3 separate regions of the Homo sapiens genome follow, and regions 1 and 3 are each linked to region 2. A link is a loop called in an ENCODE intact Hi-C map of the cell type or tissue named here. Cell type or tissue: ascending aorta. All regions are shown on one strand. Links, peaks and the distances in the headings refer to the core of each region. The heading gives the core; the rest is flanking DNA.

Region 1 (8,157 bases), core at 1,160-6,159, 170 kb before region 2:
GAGTGTGCCATACAAGGCCCTCTCCAGCTGTATCTTTCTTGCCATGCAGTGGCCTCCAATACCTTCACAAGTACATTCTAGTGATGGTGTTTCTTCACTGATTGCTGCTACTGGTCACAAACCTTTGAATCATTTTGTCCACGTCTGCTTTGCTCATAACAGTGCTTTGGACAAACTGGGAGCTCAATCAATGCTTGCAGGGTGGAAGTGAATGATAAGCACTTGGAACATTGGTTGAATTAATCTATGTATATTACAGTCACTCTAAGTTTCTTGTCAGGCTAGAAATGTATTTTGAATGCCTTCCTAGCCTTATGTGATACTTCAAATTCGTTAAAGTAAAAATAAAACACTCTAGTGGGGTCTCGTATTAGGTTCAACAAGTAAGGAAAAAGTCTAACCGCCCTATGCCACACTCACAGGCATGTAATACTCTTATCAGTAGTTTGTTAGAATATTTCCTACCCATATCCACATTATCTTACTATCTTATCCATGTTCATGCAAAAGAAAACCATAAGCTAACATTGAGTGGATCTTAGCATTCTAACTGGACAGGCCCAGGGCCTTGAGCAATGTGTCTGAAGTTCTCAATTTATTTCACAAAAAACAAAGCAAGCACATTTTTTACGTAAACAAATTTAAGCATCTCCTTCCTTTCAGCAGGTCTCCAAATACCACTAAAACACATTCCAGGTGGTTTTAATTAAAAATAAAATGAACACACCACTAGCCTGACTGTTGCTACGGTGAGCACATTAAAAACAACCACACTGGCCGGGCGCGGTGGCTCACGCCTGTAATCCCAGCACTTTGGGAGGTTGAGGCGGGCAGATCACGAGGTCAGGAGATCCAGACCATCCTGGCTAACACAGTGAAACCACATCTGTACTAAAAATACAAAAACAAAATTAGCCAGGCTTGGTGGCGGGTGCTGGTAGTCCCAGCTACTCAGGGGGCTGAGGAGGGAGAATGGCGTGAACCTGGGAGACGGAGCTCGCAGTGAGCCGAGATCGCGCCACTGCACTCCAGTGTGGGCGACAGAGTGAGATTCCGTCCTCCTGCCCCGCCCCGCCCCCCAAAAAAATCACACCACATTCATCCTCCTCAAAGGAACCCCTTCCCCACCCACCTCCTAGAGCCAGGAAGCACCTTTCCCAATGGAAGGGAGTGAGAGTTCTAACAGTCTTTAAGATTGAAAGTTCATTTTATCAAGGGTTCAAGGTGCATTCAGATGCAACTTGGTGGCCGAGTTGGGGGTGTGCAGCAAGTAAAGCCTGACATTTCTCAGTTGCTCCTTGAGTGAACTCACTATGTGGCTGGCATGTCACACACTATGCTTACTTCAACCTTGAGTGTTGAGGTTGAGGAAGATGATTTATTCAAATGCATACACTTGAATAATTACACCCAGCATCCGATCACACTCTATGGGAGCCCTGGTATGTGTCGTATCCATTTCAGGCTGTGGCATGATCTACCTTCTTTCCTCCTCTATTTCTGAACTCAGAGTAAGCAGTGCAAGAAAGGCCCATCCTGCCATGGCGGAAGCTCTCATCCCTTCCAAACCCCGTGTTGGCTCCCCTTTAATGCCTCATTTTTCCTATTTCTTTATTTGGTCTCCTTTCCCCTTTTCTTGTGCTTAGAACTGTAGCCAGTAAAAAAAAAGTCAGTGTTTCTTACTAGGTTAATTTGCTTTAATACAGTAGAAACCAGACTGTTTGTGGCTCAAACGAGAAAAAGACTGGGGAGGGTTCGAAGGGGAGAAATGACTTTTAAGAGAGCCAGAGCACTCACGCTCACTAAAGAATTAGGAGAAGGGGAACTGTGTGACCTTCAAGACATCTTCCTATATTGCTAACATTTAAAAAAATTCTACTTGTGAAAGAAGTAAAAATGGCGCCAGTGCACTCCAGCCTGGGCGACAGAACAAGACTCCATCTCAAAAACAAACAAACAAAACATAAATCTTGGAGTCAGGACCAATTGTTAAAATCAGGAACAACTGCTATATAAACTACAACCCATATAGACAAAGCATGCCGAATTTTCTATCATAACAACTTCCAGGATGTACTACTATGTGCATAAACTTAGGGACACCTAGAAAGATCCAGAGTTGTTAAAACCCTGGAATTCAGTTTTGGAAGCATTGTCTGTAGAGTCTGTAGAGGTAAGAATACAAATATTTGACAGTTAAAAGAATTAAGGCTTATTGATGAATTTTTAGAAGTCATTGAGAATAAAACAAAAACAAGGGAAAGTAGGTTAAAATATTTCAGACATGAGAGAAGTTTTGAATAAAAGAACATATTCATGTATAACATGAAGTTTAATACAAAAGGCATATCTGGGCGGGGTGTGATGGCTCACGCCTGTAATCCCAACACTTTGGGAGGCTGAGGGAGGTGGATCACTTGAGGTCAGGAGTTCGAAACCAGCCTGGCCAACATGGTGAAACACCGTCTCTACTAAAAATACAAAGACATTACCCAGGCGTGGTGGTAGACGCCTGTAATCCCAGCTACTTGGGAGGCTGAGGCAGGAGAATTGCTTGAACCCGGGAGGCAGAGGTTGCAGTGAGTCGAGATCACGCCACTGCACTCCAGCCTGGGTGACAGAACGAGACTCTGTCTCTAATATAAAATAAAATAAAATGCATATCTGGAAAGAAAAAAATTAATGTTCACAAAAGTCACTGCAGTACAAAAAGTGATCTGCAGCTGAGAAGTTAACAAGTGAACTGGAGAAGGCCACTGGCTCCAGTGATCCGATGCCAGCGTGCTGGTCTGTCTACTGCGCCAGGCTCTCCGACGGCTCTGGAGCTTAAGCATTAGAGTAGAGTAAGTCCGTGTTCAAAGGCATAGAAGATTTGGAGAATCTGTTCATAAAACAAGATGGGTCCCAGGTTGCAAATAGCATTTATAAACAAAACATTTTCCTGTTCTTGTTGACAGAAATGGAGTTAAAAAAGAAAAGAGCTAATGCTTTAGAGGACTGAAAGATTCATACGAACTGACAGGAGTGATAAAGTGAATGTTTATCATTGTTTATCAGAAGTTAAATATATCCAAATCATTCCTGTCAGTGAAGTTTTAGAGATGGTAAATGACAACTTTCATATTTTATATGCTGTGTGGCTCCCAGAGATTTTGAGAGATTATAATCTATGGCACGTTCCCGCCTTTAAAAAATCTAATTTAGACTACACAGGATTACTGAGATACGCTGACTTGACTTCGGAAACTTAGTTGTTAATAATTTAAATTCAGCCTTGTTCAAAGTTCCCTACTAAAATATGGCTGCAGTAGAAATGGGTAACATCCTGACACTTTTCAGACCTGTTGTCATCAATGATCTGGTCACACACAGGCAGCAGGGACAGCCATGACTTAGGCCTAATCCTGGCCAGCTACGGCTGCTAGGCCACTTGTGGTGTGTCACACAGAGGAGAGTAAGAGCTTTCAAAGGGGCTGCCAGGGCCTGGGAGTCAGCTGGTCCGCAGGGCTGAGGGAAGAGACTCCTAGCTGCACTCCGCTTCTCTGCGCGTTGGTGGGTCAGGTTCGCAGCACATGAGCAGTCAGGATCAGAACCTCTAAGGTGACACTGGAGTCCCTGTTCTCAGCGGGGTATGGAAAAGATACTTCACCTGAATTAGAGAAACTGGTCAGAGTGAACACCATTGATCATTCTGGAACAGACCTAGCCACTGGGCTACTGACCTCACTGGACATGAACCAATATAACCCCAGCCAGTTCTGGCCTAACTTTCTACTGCCAGTGTCTGTGAGCCAAAAAAAGGGCAGATTTTCAGGGTGCACTGGCTTGTTTCCATTTTGCAACCTTGGGCATGCCCAAATGCTTGTTTCTGCAGCTCAGACCAAGTTCATTCAAGGGCAAGGTTAATCTTTCTTTACTACAATGTGAAGAAATCTTGGAGTACAAACCAACTGTGTGCAGACAAACCTTGAGGTGCTCAATCTGGCGCAGGATGACGCATTGCAAACGTGGGTTGTTTCCTTTCCCAAGCTGAGTGTTCCTCTTCGCACTCAACCTAATTCACAGTTGTTGCTTATCTATCTTCATTCCACACCCAGACCTAGCCTGAGAGCACCAATTCATCACCCTGGGGTAATGTTTTCCAACCAGGGACGAGGGTGTTTTGTCTACCACTTCTGGTCAAAACTGCTCTCCAGGAAAGGACTTGGCTCGCCAGTAAGTCGACTCATATTCACAGCATGCATCAGATCAGCCCTTCCCAAGCCTGGGAAGGGAGAAAGGGCTTTGCCTCTTTCTCCTTTCCAATCATCAAACAAAAATACATTGGGTATTATCCACATTCTAGACACCACTGGATCATCTTACTCTATGTTCCGTCCAGTGTGCCTTGCGCAAACCTGTCCCCTGATGTCATCATAACTCTTACCACAGAGTTCACCTGCCCTAAGCTGGACACCTCATTTATCTGAACCTGGGTAAGTGCCTCTTTCATTTCAAGATTCACATACTAAAGGAAGTCATCACCTTTGGGGGGAAGTCCCAGCCTAGTAACGCTTAGAATACTACATACTCTATGAGCACCTGCCTCCCCTTTGCTTCATCCTCATCCTCACTCACTTTTTAGAAGGGTCATGCATTTTTGGTTTCAAGTCCTAATTAATAATGGGAGTCTAGATATTGTTCTTGTTCCTACAGGGTCCTGCTAAATTCTGAAGAATGGCAATAACCTCCAACTTTTTGCCAGACTATGAAAGGCCCCAAACACAGAAAAAAAGGGGCAAGAGAAGGGAGCTTGGAGAGTATATAAAAAGCACTATGTGGCTACATAGCAGAGAATGATCAACCCCTGAAAACATCTCCAAGATGTGATTATAATCTCCAGGACAAAGACTTTTTCTTTTTCCCCCCACAAGGGAGAAATACTGTTTCCAAATATTCTACTTTTTGTGTGTGTGTGTGAGAGACAAGGTGTCTCACTCTGTTGTTCAGGCTAGAGAGCAGTGGTACAAACAGACCATAGCTCACTGTAGCCTCAAACTGCTGGACTCAAGGGATTCTCCTTCTCAGCCTCCTGAGTAGCTAAGATTATAGGCATGCACCACCACACCTGGCTAAATTTTCAATTTTTTTCTTTTTGGTAGAGATGGGCTGATCTCGAACCCCTGGCCTCAAGCTATCCTTCCACCTGAACTAGGCTTCCCAAAGTGCTGGGATCATAGGTGTGAGCTACCATGTCCAGCTCTGCCATTCTCCAAAATGAAATTTGGAGATAAATTATAAATATAAAATATTTTGAATATTTTAAGGAACATCTTTATTTTTTCTTTTACCCCCTTACTACCTACTTGAATATTTTTCAATTTCTTTCAAATTTGTAGTTAAAAAACAAAAACTGTCTGTTAAAGATTTTAAATACATTTATATTCCCTGCAAACAAACAAACAAACAAAAACTAAAACACTTTGCTGCACTATCATGAGTCACCTGAGGGAACAGAATACACGATCCTGCTTTTCAAGTACAACTGAGGCAGAGACATTAACTGGAGATAAACAGTCTGTTTGGGTTCCCTGCCCTTATCACTAAGGGAGCAGGCAGAGTGATCTCTTCCATCTGCTAGCTGAGAAGATTGGTATTTGAGAGCCACTGAGGCATGTCTCACTGGCTGGCTGAGTAGCACTGGCTATGAGGTATGAGGTCCATCCTGTCACTGTATTTCTGGGTACACATTTGCCCCCACTCTCCCTGTCTCCAGAATACTCAGAAAAGAATCAGGGATGGGAAAAAGAGTTACGTTGTACTTTTAAAGTATATGACCTTATATCTAACAGTCTTAGGTTATAGTACCTAAAAAACTGTATGTGCTATACAAAGATAAAGAAAAAAATATTTGTTAATGGTTTCTCAGGACCAAAAGGAGACAAGAGAAGGCTTATACCACAAGTGGTTACTTTAAACATGTCTAAAAATTCTGTGATTCCCTATCCATTGAGAAACAAAGTCTAAGTCTATGTCCCTTTCCCTTGAATGCGGGTGGTCTTGTGACTCTCTTGTAACCAAAAGGCTGGAGTGGAAATGAAGCCAAGGCTGGGTGTGGAAAGGTGTTACAGCTTCTAACTTTTGCTGGGACACCTGATTTTCGATTCTCACTACCCTGAAGCTGCCACGCTGTGTGGGAACCCCAGGCCATGTGAAGAGCCCCAGATAGGTCCAGTCCAAAGTGAGCACTGATGCTAGACTTGTGAGTGAAAACACTGCCAGAAGATTATTCCAGTCCCCAGCCAATGAGCCCTCCTCGCTGAAACTCTAGATATGATAGAGCACAGAGATGCCACTCCCCAGTGCCCTGTCCAAATCCCTAACCCAGAGTCCACAAGCATAAGAAAGTGATTGTTTGAAGCCTCTAAGTTTTGGGGTAATTTGTTATGCAATATTACACTCATCTATTTTGAAGTCTATATACGTTTATAGCATGAAGTTTTACCCCTCTGAATTTCTGCAAACTTTTATAAATTCCTCCTACACTGTAAACAGCTAGAAGGTGGGGGAATGTAATGTGCATGCTAGCATACAAAATAAATGTCTGGCTGGGCATGGTGGCTCACGCCTGTAATCCCGGCACTTTGGGAGGCCGAGGCGGGTGGATCACCTGAGGTCAGGAGTTTGAGACCAGCCTGGCCAATATGGTGAAACCCCATCTCTACTAAAAAAAATTTATAAAAAATAAATAAATAATAAACATAAAAAAATAAAAATACAAAAATACAATAATTAGCCGGGTGTGGTGGTGCATGCCTGTAATCCCAGCTACTCAGGAGGCTGAGGCAGGAGAATTGCTTGCACCCGGGAGGCAGACGCTGTAGTGAGCCGAGACTGTGCCACTGCACTCCAGCCTGGGCAACAGAGCAAGACCCTGTCTCAAAACAAAACAAAACAAAACAAAAACAAAAGCAAAATAAATGTGTAACATATGATGGGTCCTATTTTCTACATGCACTTAGTACATGCCTTTTCTTTCAAAGCCATCCACCAAAGTAAGGACCTCTCTGAATAATTTTAAAAGTTATTTTTGTATAAGCTAAAAATAGAACCAGACTCCTAGACGATAAAGATCAACCAAAATTGCCAATCAACAGCTATGCAGTTACTTCATCTTACAGAATCACATTTTAGATTGAAATAAGACTTTTAATAATGCTATCCCAAACTTAGAGAACTCTTGGGAGATTTTTAAATCCAGACACGCAATGGTCTCTAGGGGACAGTTTAGGTATGACATAGCCTAAAACCACAGGAGTCAACAAAGAAAAGAACATTTCAAAGGACTTCCTCATGTAACCAGCTTTCCACCTCTCTCTCTGGGTATCTGTTTACAAACATACAAGAGTTCCAGTGAAGAAACAAATTTACAGATGGTCTACCTACTTGAAAACTGGCAGCTAAGTATATAAAAAGTATTTGATTAAGATCATAAAATGCAACTAATATTTAGAGTATGTTTAAAAATATATTTGTTGTGTTGATTTGTAAAAGTGTGTAGTTGAAAGACTGAAAACAACAACAAAAGAACTTTTTCAAGTTAATTTTTCTTCTTTACTAACTTAGTATCCTCATAAAGCTTTCCTCAGTACTTGGGAAGATGAATCCTCTAAATGGGCTGGTTTCCCATTAAGGAACACAACTCATGGCTCATTCTATACATGTAACTCACACACATCCCAATTAATTCAGGCTACAGTGTTTTCCTGCCAGTGTAATTCTGTAGACTGTGGGGGCTGTGGCTGCCCTGACTAACATTTCTAATTACCCTGGCACTAACAACACTAGAAGTGGGTATTTCCAACACCGCTGGCACTAACAGATGAAGCTGGCTGATATTTTCAACTGCTTTTAAATTAATAGATTGGAAACGATACTTCCTGTTCCTCTTTATAACTGCTTCATTCCTGGCACAAGATTAAGAATGGCCAACACAAGGATGCTGGAATTCATGGTGAACTTTCTCCCTTTGGTCTTGTGACTTACTCCTCCTGATGTTTTCTTGATGTGTGGTATCTTTCCACTGTCCTCCTTCTCTTTCAGATTTTTTTGTTTTTTTTGAGTCAGAGTCTCACCCTGTCACCCAGGCTGGAGTGCAGTGGAATGATCTCGGCTCAC
Region 2 (8,157 bases), core at 1,073-6,072:
AAATAACAACAGATCTCATCTCAGATAAATGGGACCAGATGGCAAGGTATTTTTCAAGAATAGTATCATATATGACACTGCTTGTATAATTAAGTTACACAATCCCCTTACAACTTTTCACAGTCCATTGATAAATGTGACTTTTCTTTTTGTAGACAATATTAGGTTTATACTTAAAAGCACTGTTATTAGAACAATAGCCATGTCACCATGCAGACCGGAATATTGAGGACAAGTAAACTTCTGATAGTCCGTAATCTGATGAAACACACCTCAAAAGGTTAAAAAAACATTCTACAAGGATAAGTGATTTGACCTGGAATTCGATACGGTTCATTTCCACATCAAGATCAAACAGATTAATTAGCTGCTTTTTAACCAAATAAATACTGGTTGCTTTAGAGAGCAGACAGTGGGGAAAAAAAAAAAAAAAAAACTTCAAAACTCAGCACTAGCCACTTTTCTCTGTAGATCCCTTTCATGGTTAGGTTTTCCAGGTTCAATTAGCAAAGGATACATACAAAGAAACGTTGAAGATCTTGGCTAGCAACTTGACACCCTCAGGCCTACCTGGTTCCTTCTTGCAACGCAACGGAAATTCCTGTGCCAGTCACTTGCTGGCTGCAGATCCCTGCCAGCCCATGTGAAAGCGGCTGCCAGCCTTCAGGCAGCAACCTGCCTGGCTATGTCTTGCGCACACTTCCTCTTGCCTCCATCCAAGACCAGAGGGAATGGCCACTTGGAGCCGATGGCTAATGGTGGGAACAACAGCAACTCGGAGCCAGATTTTGTCAAATTGTATTTGAGAAAAAGGAGAGAGGACAGGATGCCAAACAAATGACAGCCTTAGTTCTATTGCTCAAAACAATTTTATTTGTTTATGCAATTGATGATGGCAAAACACATGAGATTAATAAAAACTTTTTTTAATAAGGCAAAGAGACTTGTGAGGCTTTGTGAGGGCTCTGAAGTTTCATTTAAACAAAGAGTCTCCTGAAAATCTGTAATGCAGAAATTATCTCATTACCATCACACAAAAGAATGATCACCCCCCACTGACATGGCCTCCTACTCGCAGTTGTATTTGAAGAATACATTTACCAAAACCATTTAGAAAAAGAGTCTCTGGGCAATTTTTTTTCTTTTTCCAGTATAAGTTGAGGAAAAAAGCATATAGTTACATATACAGCTCTTCTGCCACTGCAACGGATTAACAGATAAGGCTGTTTCTCCCCTTCTAGTCCCGGACCAAGTACAAATCCAGCCTACAACAGTAACAACAAAATACCATAAATGATGTGGGTAACTTTCTAATTCCACCAAGGCATGGTTCAAGAAAATCAGAGCCTCTTTAAAGGAAATCAAGTGACTTTACTGAAAATGGAAATAGGCCTATTACATATTTAATATCCCATCCTCTCCATTCACTCCTATTTTGCTCTCTTTTCTTACAAAATTGTTTGCCCTGGGCAGAGGCTTCTGTTGACTGAGTTAGAGGCGAGCAATAGGAGAAAATGGCTTCCAGGAAAGGGGAAAACACTGGAAAACCTGGCCAATGTAAATGATTTCCAAAATCTGTTTGTAATCACAAGTCCACCTACCTACTAGACTTGAGGCTATGCAGGAAAGTCAGTGCTGAACCAGGAATGAGGTCAGTATGACAGACCTGAATCTGCCTTGGTTCTGTTCCATAATCTAGGCTGAACAATCCAGAAAACAAATGCAAGTGAATTGTGTAGACAACTGACACACCAGGAACTAAGGGTTACACCATATACCAAAACTCATCCAACAATCAGATTGGGATGCCACAGCTGTAAAGAGAATCAGGGAATCAAACTGCTTTCCTATCTCCAAAGAAGAATCCTCCACGAGAGGGACTTACTGAAGCTTAAACAAAGAAAACTGAGAAAGATTTTCCACTATCTAAGTCAGACAGTCTCCACATTCTCCCTATGACTTTGGCTGGGTATTTGAGGATCATCTTTGACTAAGTTCTCTTGGTAATTTTCCATATCCAGTTTCTGTAACTTAAAAACTTAACCATACTTTAAAATGCTAAGGGCTCTTCCTTTCAAAGCTTCCCTCCATCTCCAATCCTACTGCCGCCCCCCAGTGACCTCACACCTAGACTAATGAAACCACCTGGGCTGTTCTCTGTGGTTTCCAGCTCTGACCTACAAACACATAGAGTACATCACCAGCCCCCGACTTGTCCCACCAGCACCCCACTTGTTCCCACGCAGGGTGGGAAGCCATTACAGCAGCTCCTGGAGAGATCACGAAGGCTCAAAAGCAGGAGACAGATTAAAGTTATAAAACTTTTATTCCCAGGCACCTTGAAAGTTATCATAATGACCTAACACCGTGACCCTACCAAAGGTAAAATTCCCTCACCTATAAAATTAAGGTTGTAGATTTCATCAGTGGTTTCTCAATTAAGTATGCGGGAGTGTGGAATGGTCAGGGGAAGAGTTTCCAGGGCCACTACTAAAAGAAAGATGAGCAGCTGGGCTCCGGCCTCTCTGCCCTCAGTCAGCTCCACCTGCACGTTTTGTACAGTGGGCTTTCAGGTGGGAGTAACTGAAGACAAAGTTCTACGATCACTTCTTAGAAGAAACCATAGCCTGGGCACGGTGGCTCATGACTGTAATCCCAGCACTTTGGGAGGCGGAGGACGGCGGATCACGAGGTCAGGACCATCCTGGCCAACATGGTGAAACCCCGTCTCTACTAAAAATACAAAAATTAGCTGGGCATGGTGGCACGCACCTGTAGTCCCAGCTACTCGGGAGGCTGAGGCAGGAGAATGGCTTGAACCCAGAAGGTGGAGGTTGCAGTGCACCAAGATTGCAACATTGCACTCCAGCCTGGTGACAGAGCAAGACTCTGTCTCAAAAAAAAAGAAACCATTAACGGTCTCGATCAGATTACAATTAAAGTCCCATCTCACTCTAAAATTCTGTGATACTATGACTTTTGGGGGGCCTATTAGAAGACAGTAACAAGGAGCTGTCCTGGATGCCTTCAAATAAGCAAACTCAAAAAATATTCAGTAGTGGCTGAAACAAGCGCTTATCGAGCATCAAGCGGGAAGCTGACAGCACTGAAGGGAAAACTAGGCCACAGGATTTGCTCCTGAGCAGTTTCTCAGAGTCCTTTTCTCCAGTTCCTACCAAGTTGAGGGAACTTTTTCCACCAAGACACAAACTCTAGTCTTTTGGTTTAGGTTTTTGTTTCTTTACTACCTGTCTGCAGGATAGGGCTAAGAGCTCACATCGCCACCAACCTGTGCAACAGTGTGGCTGTGAAGGCTGCAGTCCAGTCTGGCCTCCTCAAAGCATCCTCTCAGATGTTTGAGACAGACTGGGGCTTACCCCAGAAGGTAACTCCTGCTGATAAGAAATCCTTCCTAGGGCCAAACAAATCACTGTTTGACTCTTGAGGCATTCTTCACTCCTGTTTTTCTTCCTCCTCCTTCCTTCCTATAAGAAAGGTGTCTTTTAAGTATATCTACCAGGAAACCTGAATAGTTAGGCGCTTTCCCCTCTGAATTTGTTCCGTATCCCGCTGGTGATTCATGCCCCCAGCCTGCTCCTTCCTCAGTACACTGAGGTGGCTCTGTTCTGCTCAGTTGTGGGAGGCCACGTCAGCAGGAAACAGCACTGGCTGCCAGGTCACATTCAAGACAGTCTGGAGCAAGGCAGCGTGCAGCACATGCAGGACAGAGGCCGCCTCTGTGGTTTCTCCCAAGTGCAGGGAGCACTCGGCTTGGAAAAAAAGGCTGGCCTCTGAGCACTACAGCAACACCAGCTCAGGGGAGACACAGAATACTATCTTTGAGACTTTCCCCGTTTTTCAATGTTCCCCAGATATTCCCAGCTCTAGAGTTATTATTTTCTCTTCTTCTCCTTTTCTTAGAGGGCTTACTGTACTGTATCCAAATTCACATTTGGAAAAGGCTGCCACAAGCCAAATCAAACTTCATCGTGGCTTTCTGGCTCCCAAGCCCGACAGAGGAAATTCTGCACACCCCATCAACCAATCTCAGCGGTCCCGACACCCATGAGTCAGGATGGAAAACCTGACCCAGGGGCCGACACAGAAAAGTGGTCACTACAGGCCTTTTTCCTTCTAAACACATACGGTAAACACAGTAAACAAAGAAGCCATGCCAGATGTCATCATAATACCTCACAGGATGGATTCACGACAAGCAGCAAATGAATTGTTCTGTGCAAAGAGACAATGACAATACCACATTTCACGTAGCTGGCCCAGTGAGTCCAAAATCAATCCTCATGTAAACCAACATGATTAAGGGGAAAGAGCTGAAATAGCAGGGCTCCTAGGCACCTGGATTCCTAAGCATTTAATTTGTTGCAAATTTCAAACAGGGGTCCCGTGAAAAGAAGAAGTGTGATTTTTTTCAGAAACTTTGTAAGTTGAGCACGTTCCCCTCTGCTATCAGGGGAAGGGCTCTTAAAAGACAGCCCCAATGTCAAAACCTTCTCTCCAAAAATACCAGGTTTGAAGAAAAAAAAAAAAAAAAGCCCTTCCCATGGAGAATGTGAGTGGCAGAAACAGGAGAAAAAACAGGAAACAGGAGGTGAAGACAGGGAGTAGTTGAGGACATGAAGGGTACGGAGAATGGGCAATGGATGGAGAACGGACAGGAAGCAATGCAACACACCCGTGGAAACACAGCAAAGGCAGTCTGATTCTGATCCTGATTCTGACAATTTTGCCAGGCACTGCGCTACTACTTAGAAGGCGTTAAGTACCCCATACATACACACAGAAACCCAAATGCAAAAGGAGTGGGGAGTGAAGGGGTGAGGCTTCTAAGAGAGGTCTACAGCAATATGGGCATGAAGAGTGAGCCAGTAAAGGGAGAAAACCACACAGAGCCAGGAGGCCACCTATGGCTGCAAAACCAGCGATTTTTGTGAAGAGGAATTGGCAGCCAAAACAAACCGAAATGTTATATAGGTACTTAGAGAGTTGGTGATGTAAAAGGTATTCCTTTTTATTTCCAGTCATTTGTGAACATGAAGAAGCCTGACAGACCCTCTAAAGTGAGCGGCCAATTCATCAAACCTGGTGATCAGACAGGGACTGAGTATCCACAAGTGGATATCACCAGCTCCTCTACTGATGGGGAGAATGAAAATATTAGATTCTGCTACCTTTTAACTTACTGAAAACCAGAGAAATACAGTAAGCCCTCACATAACGTCATCCACAGGTTCCTGGAAGCTGCAACTTTGAGTGAAATAACGCATAACCGTTTTTCCCCTCATCAATGCTGTAACAAATCCACATCGAAGGAAACAACGCAACTCAAGGACCTGTTATATGTTTCACTTACAGTTTCCAAGAACCTATCCACAACATTACATGAGGACTTAGGGTATTTCAAGTTTAATTAGCTACCGCAGGTTTTAAATAAATATACATTTTCATGGAAGAAAAATCACCTACTAATCTAGGATAACATTTTAAAAGCATTTCCAAAATTAAAACTACCAAATCTCAAATACTTCTTGTACATCTGGAATAAATTTAAATTAGTTATTATGCAAGTGAAGTATCTAGAGGTAGATGGGCTAGATCCAAAGGTAATATATCTCTCTTGGTTAACACTGTAGGAAAAAAAAAGAGGTTGGGGGAGTGGGGAGTGGAGTCGGGGAGACGGTAAGTAAAGAAAGCTAAATAGTTTCCATATAAAGTTAGAAGCACATTTAGATTGCTGAACTGGGTTATGTAGTTTTTAATAGGATAATGCTACAACAGCAAACACGTGAACAATGGAAACCTTAAAATTATTTAAAACCCAAAGTGTAGACTTTACCAAAAGGTTAGACAAAGCAGAACACACGGAAGTGGTAGCACTGGCAAATATACACTCACACATACAGAGTGTGTGTGTCTGTATGAGTACACACAAATATGCATACATATGCACACACAAAAAATAAATAAGGCTTTCCGCATAATGAGACAAACTAACAAAGAATATCACAAGATTATGACTTGTATGTAAGTCCTCCAGGGCATATTTAGAAGCAATGATGTTTAAACAAATTAGTCATATTTCTACAACTAAGGAGATTGAATAGAAAGCTATCTCAATTTTTTCATACACACAAAATGATTATGCAAACACAAACTTAGAAAAAAAACCTATGTAGATTTGTTATTTTTTAAAAAATACCTAGATGAGAAAAATAAAGAGTAGTGTATTTTATGGATTATTTGAAACTTGAAGGATAAACACTTGAGCGGATGGACACCCCATTCTCGATGATGTGCTTATTTCACATTGCATGCCTGTATCAAAACATCTCAGGTACCCCATAAATATATACACTTACTATGTACCCACAAACTTTTTTTAAATAAAAAATTATAAGCATATTTCACCGATTCCAAGTACCTTTTTCACATTTTCACATCTCCTGAAAAAGGAAGTCAACTTAATCGGTGGTGTTATCTCTTTTGTAGAGACATTTAAAAAAAAAGAATGATGCATTTAAAAACCAATGGCATAGATTTGACAAAATGACACCAAATAATCCTAAAAAACCAACTGGAAAAGGACAACTATGTGTAATGCCCCATAGATGAGAGACAAGCAGAAAGGCCATCCCATCTAGCTCAGCAGATAAGAGGTGTACGCATGGGGGATGGGGAGTCAAGACACACACACATCCTTTAGCTGAGGCAGTACACCTAAAATGAAAAGGTACCACTTCTCTGTTTTAGAGTTTTTTCATTCACAAATAATTCAAAACCTTAAATATTAGACATAAAAGTTAAATCTACAATTTTTTTTGAAGTGCAACGTAAACTAAATACTTATGACAATACTATCTTTAAAAATATTCTGGGACCCAATAATTGTATCTAAATCTCTGAAGGTGAGGCCCAAGCATCAGTATTTTTTAAAAATCTCTAGCTATTCAAACATGCAGCCAAGTTTAACAACCAGTGAGAGAAAGCACCCGACATGGCTGGGCGTGGTGGCTCACACCTGTAATCCCAGCACTTTTGGAGGCCAAGGTGGGTGGATCACAAGGTCAGGAGTTCGAGACCAGCCTGGCCAATATGGTGAAACCCTGTCTCTACTAAAAATACAAAAATTAGCTGGGCACGGTGACGGGCACCTGAAGTCCCAGCTACTCGAGAGGCTGAGGCTCGAGAATCGCTTGAACCTGGGAAGCGGAGGTTGCAGTGAGCTGAGATCATGCCACTGTACTCCAGCCTGGGTGACAGAGCAAGACTCTGTCTCAAAAAAAAAAAAAAAAAAAAAAAAAAAAAACACCCAACATACAAAAGGTATACACAAGCTTTTTTAAAGTAGCAATTATTAAAACAAGAGAAATCACACTGGATTAATTTTCTTTCCTGTTGTTACTAGTCAAGAGTAACATATGCTTATAAAATTTTAGAGAAATTTATGTAGGACCTAAAGTAAGGTCTCAATGATAATTTAAAATCTCACTTTCAAGTAGAAAATCCTAGATAATTAAGCTCTTGAAATCTGCCCACACTTGAACCTATTTAAGTAAAGCTTTAAGTATTTTCATAAAAATTAGGGACATATAAACTGCAGAGAACGCCACAGGAATTAAAGAAAGAAAAGAGAAAAGGGGTGGTAAAAATAATTTTAGAAATTATCTGTTCTAATCCTCTTATTTTAAGGTGAGAAAACTGAACCCCTGATCAATGGAACCAGACTAAATGGTAAGGAATTGAAACCTGTATCTGGGGACCCTCTTCCTCTTCTCAGAGCCAGAAGGTTTCAAACCGTTAGGTGTCTTCATTTAAAGTGGAAGAGAAAATTTAAGAATCTAGTTAATTGATTTTTTACTGTATAAATTCAAGTCCAATGACTTTTCAAGTGAATTTCATAAAAACAAACAAAAACAGCTGCACATAACAAAGGGTCTGTGGAAGGTGCAGAGTTAGTAAGATTTGTATCAGTGAAGGGAAACAGGCTTGAAACAAATTTAAAGAGGCCAGACTGGTAAGGCTATTTCACCCTTCCTGTTGAGCCATTTCCTATGTCTCCTAAATACATTATCCAGAGCTACTTTTCAGCACTTTGTCTCAAATTCTAAAGAATCTCATTTTCTTCAAAGTCTGCTCTAT
Region 3 (8,157 bases), core at 1,160-6,159, 110 kb before region 2:
CTTCAATGAAATGAAGATATAGTTTTCAAATTGAAAACTGTCTACAAGTACATTGGAGCCATCTTCCCATGGATGATAGTGTAAGTAGTAAATAATACGAATGCTGTCAGTGTGTCAAAAAAAAAAAAAAAAAAAAAAAAACACTTGATAGCTGAATAATTAAGGCACCCATAACCATTTTTCACTTAAGTAACACATCATTTTTAACAAAGCTTTCAAGAGATGCTGGTATATTACAGAGTTCCTTGGAGCAACATTCCAACAAAAGATAAATCTTCCTGAAAGACTAAATATGAATTTTTTAAAAATGTGCTTGGCAAGACACTTAAATAGTTTTGAGGAACTCAGTGAACCTAAAATATGGCAGTTTCTCCATCCCTCCTGGTTTGAAAGATCGTACTGTTCCATACAATAATTTGTGTCTTTTCAAATAAAAAGGAAAAAAGGTCAATGGAAGTTCACCATGTGAATTAAGAGAAGCAGTAATAAATGCATTTATGAAAAAAAATTTTTAACTGTTGTAGACCTAGTTCTTCCCACTCACTTCCTCATGTTGCTTTCATGAGGTAATTCTAATAAGTCTAGAAAGCAAGAGTTGATTATTTCACAGAAATGCCATATATATATATATATATTTATATATATTGCTTTTTATTACATACCAAGGGGATATGAGAGTGAATTTGGTTTTAAGAGGACTTGAAATAAGCATGACATCTTCATTTAAAACAAGCTGCTTTTGACAAAGGCATACTAACCCAGCAATAAAGGAAAAGTGCTGCCCTCTCTCCCAACTTTCTAGTGCTTTTTTTTTTTTTTTTTTTTTTTTTTTTGAGTCGGTCTCACTCTGTCATCTAGGCGAAAGGGCAGTGGCATGATCAACACTCACTGCAGTTTTGACCTCCTGGCTTCAAACAATGCTCCCATCTCAGCTTCCCAAGTAGCTGGGATTACAGGCATGCCCACCACATCCAGCTAATTTTTTTTGTCAGAGATGGGGTCTTGCTATGCTGTCCAGGCTGGTCTTGAACTCCTGGGCTCAAGCAATCCTCTCGCCTTGGCCTCACAAAGTGATCCTCCCATGCCTGGCATCTTGTGCTTAATTTTTAACTTAAAACAAAAAATAAAAAAAAAAATTCTCAATTTCCAGTTTTTAAGCACATCAAAACTCTAAAATATCATTTTAACAACTTCAAGTCATATTCAAAAAAACCTAATACCTCCGTATAGTGTACTGCTACTCCTTGCAAAGTTCTACTTAAGACTTCACTTTTATTTTGTTTATCACATTAATGCATGCTGGCAGTGGATGCTCTAATCCAGCACAAGAGGTAGACAAAAGCATCAGGAAACTCCAAATAGGAAAAGAGTAGGAGATGTATTCACATGGAGATTTGTTCCAAGTGGATCTGCCAGCAGAAGGGCACATGGACCACAACAGGGCAAAAAGGCTTTCCCCGTCTCCACCCAACCCCTCTGGGAAATGTTAACCTAGTAGGAGGAATAGAATATACAATAATGGAACCATGAAACCTCTCTTATTTTCTGCCCATTTTTTTCCCAAATTATCTTTATTCCACAGTCTATCCAATCATCCCTGCCCACTGTGTGCTCCTTTCATTCCACTTGTTTTCCTGTTCTTACCACTTCCTTTTATTTCAATGTGCCATTCCTCTGAAGCCCTTCTCATTTCTTTCCAGTCTCGTTATTTTCCAGTCTTCCTGAACCATCACAATTCTCTTTTATGCTTGGAGCAAATCATCCCCACCATGACCTGGTCTTTTCTGGCCTTTTCTGAGAATAACACCTACATGGAAAGTCCCCTTCTTCTGATGCAGCTGGAAAGAAGCAGTTACAATCTGGAATGGGGAAGGGAATGGCAAGGGGAAGAGTTTTTTAAAAAGCAAATTCAGAGAAAAATGAGGAAATGTTATAGTCAACTATGGGGAGCATTTCACTTATTACTTTGTAAATTGCATGCACTGAGCTATTATGTGGGTACAACAGTAATGGCAAAACCCACAATTATTTGTGCACCAGCCTAATAGAATCACTGTTGTTTCCCAGGGACCTTTCCCACATCACACTTGTGTTATCTACTCAATTCCTAGAATTTCAAAGTCTCACTACAGCACCAAAAACTGAAATACGGTAATAGCGTCTGCTACACTGTGTGTCTGGTTGAGCAAATTAAATTTAAAATAAAAGCCACAGCTGACCATGGCAGAAAGCATGAAGAATAATGAACATATTTGTAGTATAGACTATAATTATCACATTACAATACTGATCATACAAAACCAGAAGTTCAACACCCTGCCTCTTGACACTGCAGTTTATGTAAAGATCCTAGAGCTCCATTCCACAGAAGGAGAAGCAATGACAAAATCGATGTTGACATAGCAGCAGGAAATTTGCCAAAATTCCATCACAAATGCTGAGACTCTTTCAGATAAGGTATTAACAGAAATGGTTTCCACCTCGACATACCTGGTAGTCAGCCTCCATGATGCCTCGCCACCCCCATGATCTACTTAAACCTAGTGCTGACCCCTTCCGCAATGTAGCAGGGCAGGTCTATGCAGCCCACAGAATGCGGAAGACATGGTGTACAAGTTGCCAGGTGTAAGGAAAGGTTGTGAAAGACTTGGAAATTTAGTGGGTTACCCAGTTAGTTTATCCATCTAGCTTAACTAATTGCCCTAATGCAAGGAATGTGGGTGGGAGAAAAATAAATATAGAGAAGTTGTTGTTTGCCCATCGCCTCCAGCTAATGTCCCCTGAAATCTCCCCCTTTTAGCAAAGTAACTTAGAGTGGTTAATTTGCTGAGTGGGTTCAAACAGAATCAAGCAGGCCTGTCAGACCCCATTCTGTGGGCTCACACAGAGAATTCAACCAGAGAGGTGACAGGGAAAAAGCACGGAGAGAGGACTGCATTTTATTCTTGCCCAGAATTCAGCAGGTTGTTTGTGGGTTGGCAATAGTCCGAGAACCTTTTTTGGGGAGTGGATGCCCCTCTGAACTCTCCCCTATCTCAAGTCCTTGGCATTCACTATTACTTAACACTGACCCAGCCTGCAGGACGCCTTGCCCAACAGCATTCTGATGGGCATGCTCACAAGCTGAGGTTATAATAAAATGGCCCACAGAAAGCAGTTCTCACAAGGAAAAAATCTCATGGTCTTTCTTCACCAATACCACTACATTTTTAAAGCACTTAGTGTCTGAAATTGTACTAAGAGCTGATGATAGTCCTCTGAAAGAGATGCCATTAATTACCCCTATTTTCTACATACAAGAAAGAAATGAAGCCTTGAAAGATGAACTATCATGCCCAAGGGCACATAGTTCCCAAGTGGCTGAATTGAGACTAAACCAAGATCTGCAAGGTCCCAACTAGTACATATTTTAAATATGCTTCTGAGTATGGCACTTTTGTGATGACGATCTCTAACCCAGTTAAATTCAGAATTCAACTTAGCTAAATGAAAGAAATAACATATAGAAGTTTCAAATCAATAAAATTGAAGGTTACAAATATACCAGAAACAAACCATATCATCACTTATACCTGCTGTTTAAAGGGTTCTTTGGGATGACATTTATTTTACCAACATGGGTTCTGATGTCATCTAAATGCTGTCATGATCAGTTCCCAAGAAAGCAAAAAGGCAGAGAAAATAACATGGGTTTACAGAGTTCAGTACTACATATGGTAAAAACTAATCAAAATTCTGACCTCAAACTTCTGGTGAACATTCATTTCAAAAGAAAACTCAACGAATTATTTTTGCATGCTTTTTGTCTTTATATGCAAGTGAAAAATGTGAAGCTTCAAGTATGATTTAATGGGTTAAGACTTCTTAACTTGACATGACAAAAATATCTCATTTTGCCTGTTGAAAGAATCATGTAGTAAACATCTTTAAAACATTCCAGATTGCAACAAAAATACGAGGGGGAAAGGGCAAAAGGCAAAAGATAGGATAAGTGATGTAACTTAATAAAGACAATTATATACTCTACTAATTAACAATTTGGGCCACCATGGTTTCCTCTTTGTTGAGCTGTAAATTTGCCTTTGCACTAGTAAAATCAACATCCCAGTAAGAGGGAAAAAAATCATCATAAAGGGGTCTTACAGAAAAGTAGTTATTCACAGTTTGATTTCTCCAGCCTTGGGCCTGCAGGATAAGGCCCAAGTCAGAAAGCGCATGTTAATGAGCAGCATGCTCCTTATGAAACAGGCTTCTGTCCCCAGAACTATCTCCATCCCACACATAGACAGTTGCAAGGCGTTCAAGTGCGCTCGGCCCCTAACTAGAGTCACTCAGAGGCCTCTATAACTAAGCAGAGAGATCTGGCAGCCTACGCTTGAAATGGAAGTGGCGATGTTAATTGTCCAGTTTCCTGCCAAGAAGAATGCCTCATGTCTCTTGCATTCTAATCCAGGGGTCCCCACTGTCCTTTGAAAAAATAAAAGTTATTTGGGCTTGTTTGGACTATTTTTACTTTTCAGACTGTAATTGGCAGCCAGATGGATGAATTCCACTGACCTGAGCTCACTTTTAACTTTTCTCATGTTTTCTTGATATTTTTGCAATACTCAGAATTTATATGCAGCTATAGACAGGTGAAAAAACACAGGATTCATCATCACCTATAGACTTGAGAGATAAAGCAATATTAAAAATGTATCTAGAAACAGTACAGTGTTCAAATGCAGTAAGGGAAGCAGATACTCTGGGGGAAAAGAAGAACCCTGCCAACTCCAGCCTTCCAAAACACCTCGTCTGAGCATGCCTAGGATATGTGCTCACAAGACAGAAAAAGCTTACAAGAGAAAGAGGAAATCTGCCACTTGTGAAGTGCAAAAGCCCTACTAAATATCCTACTTTAATCAGAAAACAGAAAAGCACAAGCATTATCTGTTACAGGGAGCCAAGACCAAAGAGATTCCAAAAGAAAATCTGTCTTGACTCCCAACATTCCAGACCTTATTAACATTAAGCACGTCATTCCAGACAAAGGAAACCACTGTCAGCCCTGCGCAGGTGGATGCTGCTATGCCCTCCCAGAGCCCAAGCCATTCAGCAAAAGGATAGACTCCAAGGACCCAAAAATATCCACAGTCTCAGACCCCCAGAGGGAAAAAACGCCATCCCAAACCTTGGTGCGCTGTGACTTCTCATTATGAATAATTACTGTTATTGTGAATACACTTTCTTGCTGCTTTGGGGGAAGTAAAGCTGTAGTCTGATTCTGGTTTCTGAGCAATGATCACAAAATATAAGAATAGTAAGAGAAAAAATGCCAGGGAGGACCACCTGAGAAAGAATTAGAATACAAAGAACCGGTAATAAGGAACACTGCTGGAGTCAGAAAGCAATCTGCGAACTCTGAAAGACAAATGCACAAGAATAATGCCCTCATCACTGGCTTTCGGTATCATAACCAGAACCTGTGAGTCTATGTCGTGGAATGTGATCTAAAATGCAACTGAGTCTTTGGATTGTTAACAATTCCAAAGGTCAAATGCCAAGAGTATGCTGTACGTTCATTTTCTTCCGTATTTGGAATTCTTGCCACTTTGTCCCAATTTTTCCCATATGGCAGTATGACTTCTAGAAGAGTTCACATAAGCTGCTACCTATATGTTAGTCACACAAAAGGAACTCTTCCATCACTAGTATATATTTATCATGATACAGATAGTACAAGGAACATACTTCAACTTAAACCAAGTGTTCCAACTGAATGCCTCCCACCCGCCGCTTTCCCACCCCTGCCATTTAAAATCTTGGTTAAAAATTGCTTGGCACTCAAAGAGCCAGCAGTTCTCAAATGCTACTGTGGCTTATTATTACCTGGAGTGCCTGATGAAACATAGATTGGTGGGCCCCACCTACACAGCCTGTATTCAGTAGGTCTGGGGCAGGTCATAAGGGTACATGTCTCACAAGCTTCTAGATGGTACTGATACTGCTGGTCTGAGCCCATGAGTAGCCAGGACCCAGGTGAGGGCTGGATCCCTGGGAAAGCCTTGTGGAGGGTGACAAGGACCCAGGTCCTCCACTCAAACCACTGGAGTTCTAGTGCTGTCTGCTTTCAGAGTGCGTGTGTGTGTGTGTGTGTGTGTGTGTGTGTGTGTGTGTGTATGAATGCGTGTGATGTGGTAGGGGTGAAGGGATACTGTATTTAAAACTGGTAATCCACACAAGATTGCCTGAAAAGAGAGGCAATGTGCTCATTGATAAGATTTTGAAAATCACTGACTGTAACTCACCTGTTCATTTTACTGAAAGGGAAACCACGGCTTAGTGAAATGACATGTTCTATGTCACACAGTCCAGAACGCCGATTATTTAAAATCTTACAATTCCATTCTGTTTTTAAAATGTAAAAGTCATATATGAAAAAGACATCCTCACTCTTAGGGTAAGCCCCAGGAACAAAGTGAAAGTCAACAATGTCAACTGCACACAGCAAATTTTTATACATAAAAAAGTGTTTGGAGGCCAGGCGCAGTGGCTCACACCTGTAATCCCAGCACTTTGGAAGGCTGAAGTGGGTGGATCACCTGAGGTCAGGAGTTCAAGACCAGCCTGGCCATCATGGCGAAACCCCATCTCCACTAAAAATACAAAAATTAGCCAGGCATGGTGGCAGGTGCCTGTAATCCCAGGAGAATTGCTTATAACCTGGGAGGTGGAGGTCTCAGTGAGCCGAAATTGCGCCACCGCACTCCAGCCTGGGCGACAGAGCCAGATTCTGTCTCAAAAAAAAAAAAAAGTTTGGAAATTGTGACTTTACACTCTTGATTTCCTCTCCCTTCACCATCTGCCCACATATACACACAAACACACACACATACATATTATTGAGACTACTTAGGTCTTTTAAAATTAAACAGTGGATCCTCATCAAAGCTTTTGTTTTTTACTCTAAATTCACCTAATTATTTCTATAACAATATTAGCAGATAACCTAACTGCTTTCTGAGGGGCTATAACTGGCTGAAAATTGAAGGATTTCAGTTAGAAAACTGGATCCTGACTCACTGTATCCCACTCAATAACTTCCTTAAAATATTGTGTGCTTTGGTTTTTTTATCAAGAATAAAATGGAAGAAATGAAGCTTCCTTCTCACTCAATGAAGAGCAACAGAAACTTCTTTAGCTTCTGCAGTGAAAGGCAATGTGACTATTTTAACTGGGTTTTGGCCACAGAACAGGCTCAAGGCCCAGCTCTTGCATAATACTCCGTACACAAGAACAAATTTTTCCATTCCTGTCCTTGAACATCTGTGGACTGGATGCCCAAGCACTGTTCTAAAATGAAATGCTGGGAGAGGAAGAGAAAAGGAAGGCAAAAACTCTTGAAATATTTTCCCTTAACTTATCTGCCATCATAATATGTTGGAGAGACAGGCAGGCTTCACAGAGGAGGTGATAACTGAGCTGGCTCTTGAAGGCCTGAGTTGGAGTTTGCTAGGCAGAGGAACTGGAAGGACAGGCCAAAAAAGGGGAATGAGGCATATTCACAAAATGGGGCAGAACACCGCATGTCTGGTGGGGAAATGTGAAGGGCCACAAGAGGTGAGTATGTGTCATATCATGCAGTTTAGACTTTATTCTCTAGACAGTGGGGAGCACCACAAAGGTTCTCAAGGAAGGAATTAAAATGTTGAGATCTATTTAACTGTAGTCACAAGAGAGGATGCACTGGAGAGGAAAATGAATAATCACACATCTTAAACCATAAGGTGGCCCTTCTGGGCAGTCTCTTAAGGTTCAGAGGGAGCAAAGAAAATCCTAAGAAACGTATGAGGAGACACCAGGGACCATGAGAAAGGAAGTCCCAAGAGGCTGTGCACCAGAGTTCTTTCTCACTCAGAGCTGGAAGTGCCCTAGGACGAGGTGACGAGGAGATGTGTGAGATCTGGTACCAATTCCACCAGAGAGGACCCCAAGGTATCTGTACGTTTCTACCCAGTGGCAACCTTTCTTAAAAGAGCCTGGAAGTGTCCAGGCACAGTGGCTCACGCCTGTAATCCCAACACTTTGGGAGGCTGAGGCCAGGAGTTGGAGACCAGGAGTCAAGGCCAGCCTGGCCAACATGGCAAAACCCCGCCTTTACTAAGAATACAAAAAAAT

The links. Peaks named below come from ENCODE experiments on the same cell type or tissue, not always from the same donor. Only the 100,000 strongest peaks of a DNase experiment are listed, where the experiment ranks them.
Region 1: a loop joins it to region 2, with 2.3 times the contacts of the local background. A loop is called at or near these places in 6 of 110 quality-filtered maps.
Region 3: it touches region 2 in a loop (2.1-fold over the local background); 4 of 110 quality-filtered maps call a loop at or near these places.

The regions. Positions count from the first base shown.
Region 1 is chr3:172,320,322-172,328,478 of GRCh38, reverse strand. The region is part of intron 11 of FNDC3B (fibronectin type III domain containing 3B); the gene reads right to left. Among named protein-coding and RNA genes, the nearest start is that of GHSR, 120 kb to the left of the region's middle. In ascending aorta, for the core only: no CTCF peak of the experiment used is centred there; DNase peaks (open chromatin) are centred at 3,458 and 4,048; H3K27ac peaks cover 4,610 bases.
Region 2 is chr3:172,148,974-172,157,130 of GRCh38, reverse strand. The region is part of intron 3 of FNDC3B (fibronectin type III domain containing 3B); the gene reads right to left. Among named protein-coding and RNA genes, the nearest start is that of FNDC3B, 110 kb to the right of the region's middle. RefSeq lists enhancers at 3,756-3,845, 3,558-3,852. In ascending aorta, for the core only: no CTCF peak of the experiment used is centred there; DNase peaks (open chromatin) are centred at 3,320, 3,660 and 4,050; H3K4me3 peaks cover 1,634 bases; H3K27ac peaks cover 5,000 bases.
Region 3 is chr3:172,255,571-172,263,727 of GRCh38, reverse strand. All of the region lies in intron 6 of FNDC3B (fibronectin type III domain containing 3B), which reads right to left. Among named protein-coding and RNA genes, the nearest start is that of GHSR, 190 kb to the left of the region's middle. RefSeq lists a silencer at 7,425-7,620. In ascending aorta, for the core only: no CTCF peak of the experiment used is centred there; DNase peaks (open chromatin) are centred at 3,058, 4,353 and 4,775; H3K4me3 peaks cover 403 bases; H3K27ac peaks cover 5,000 bases.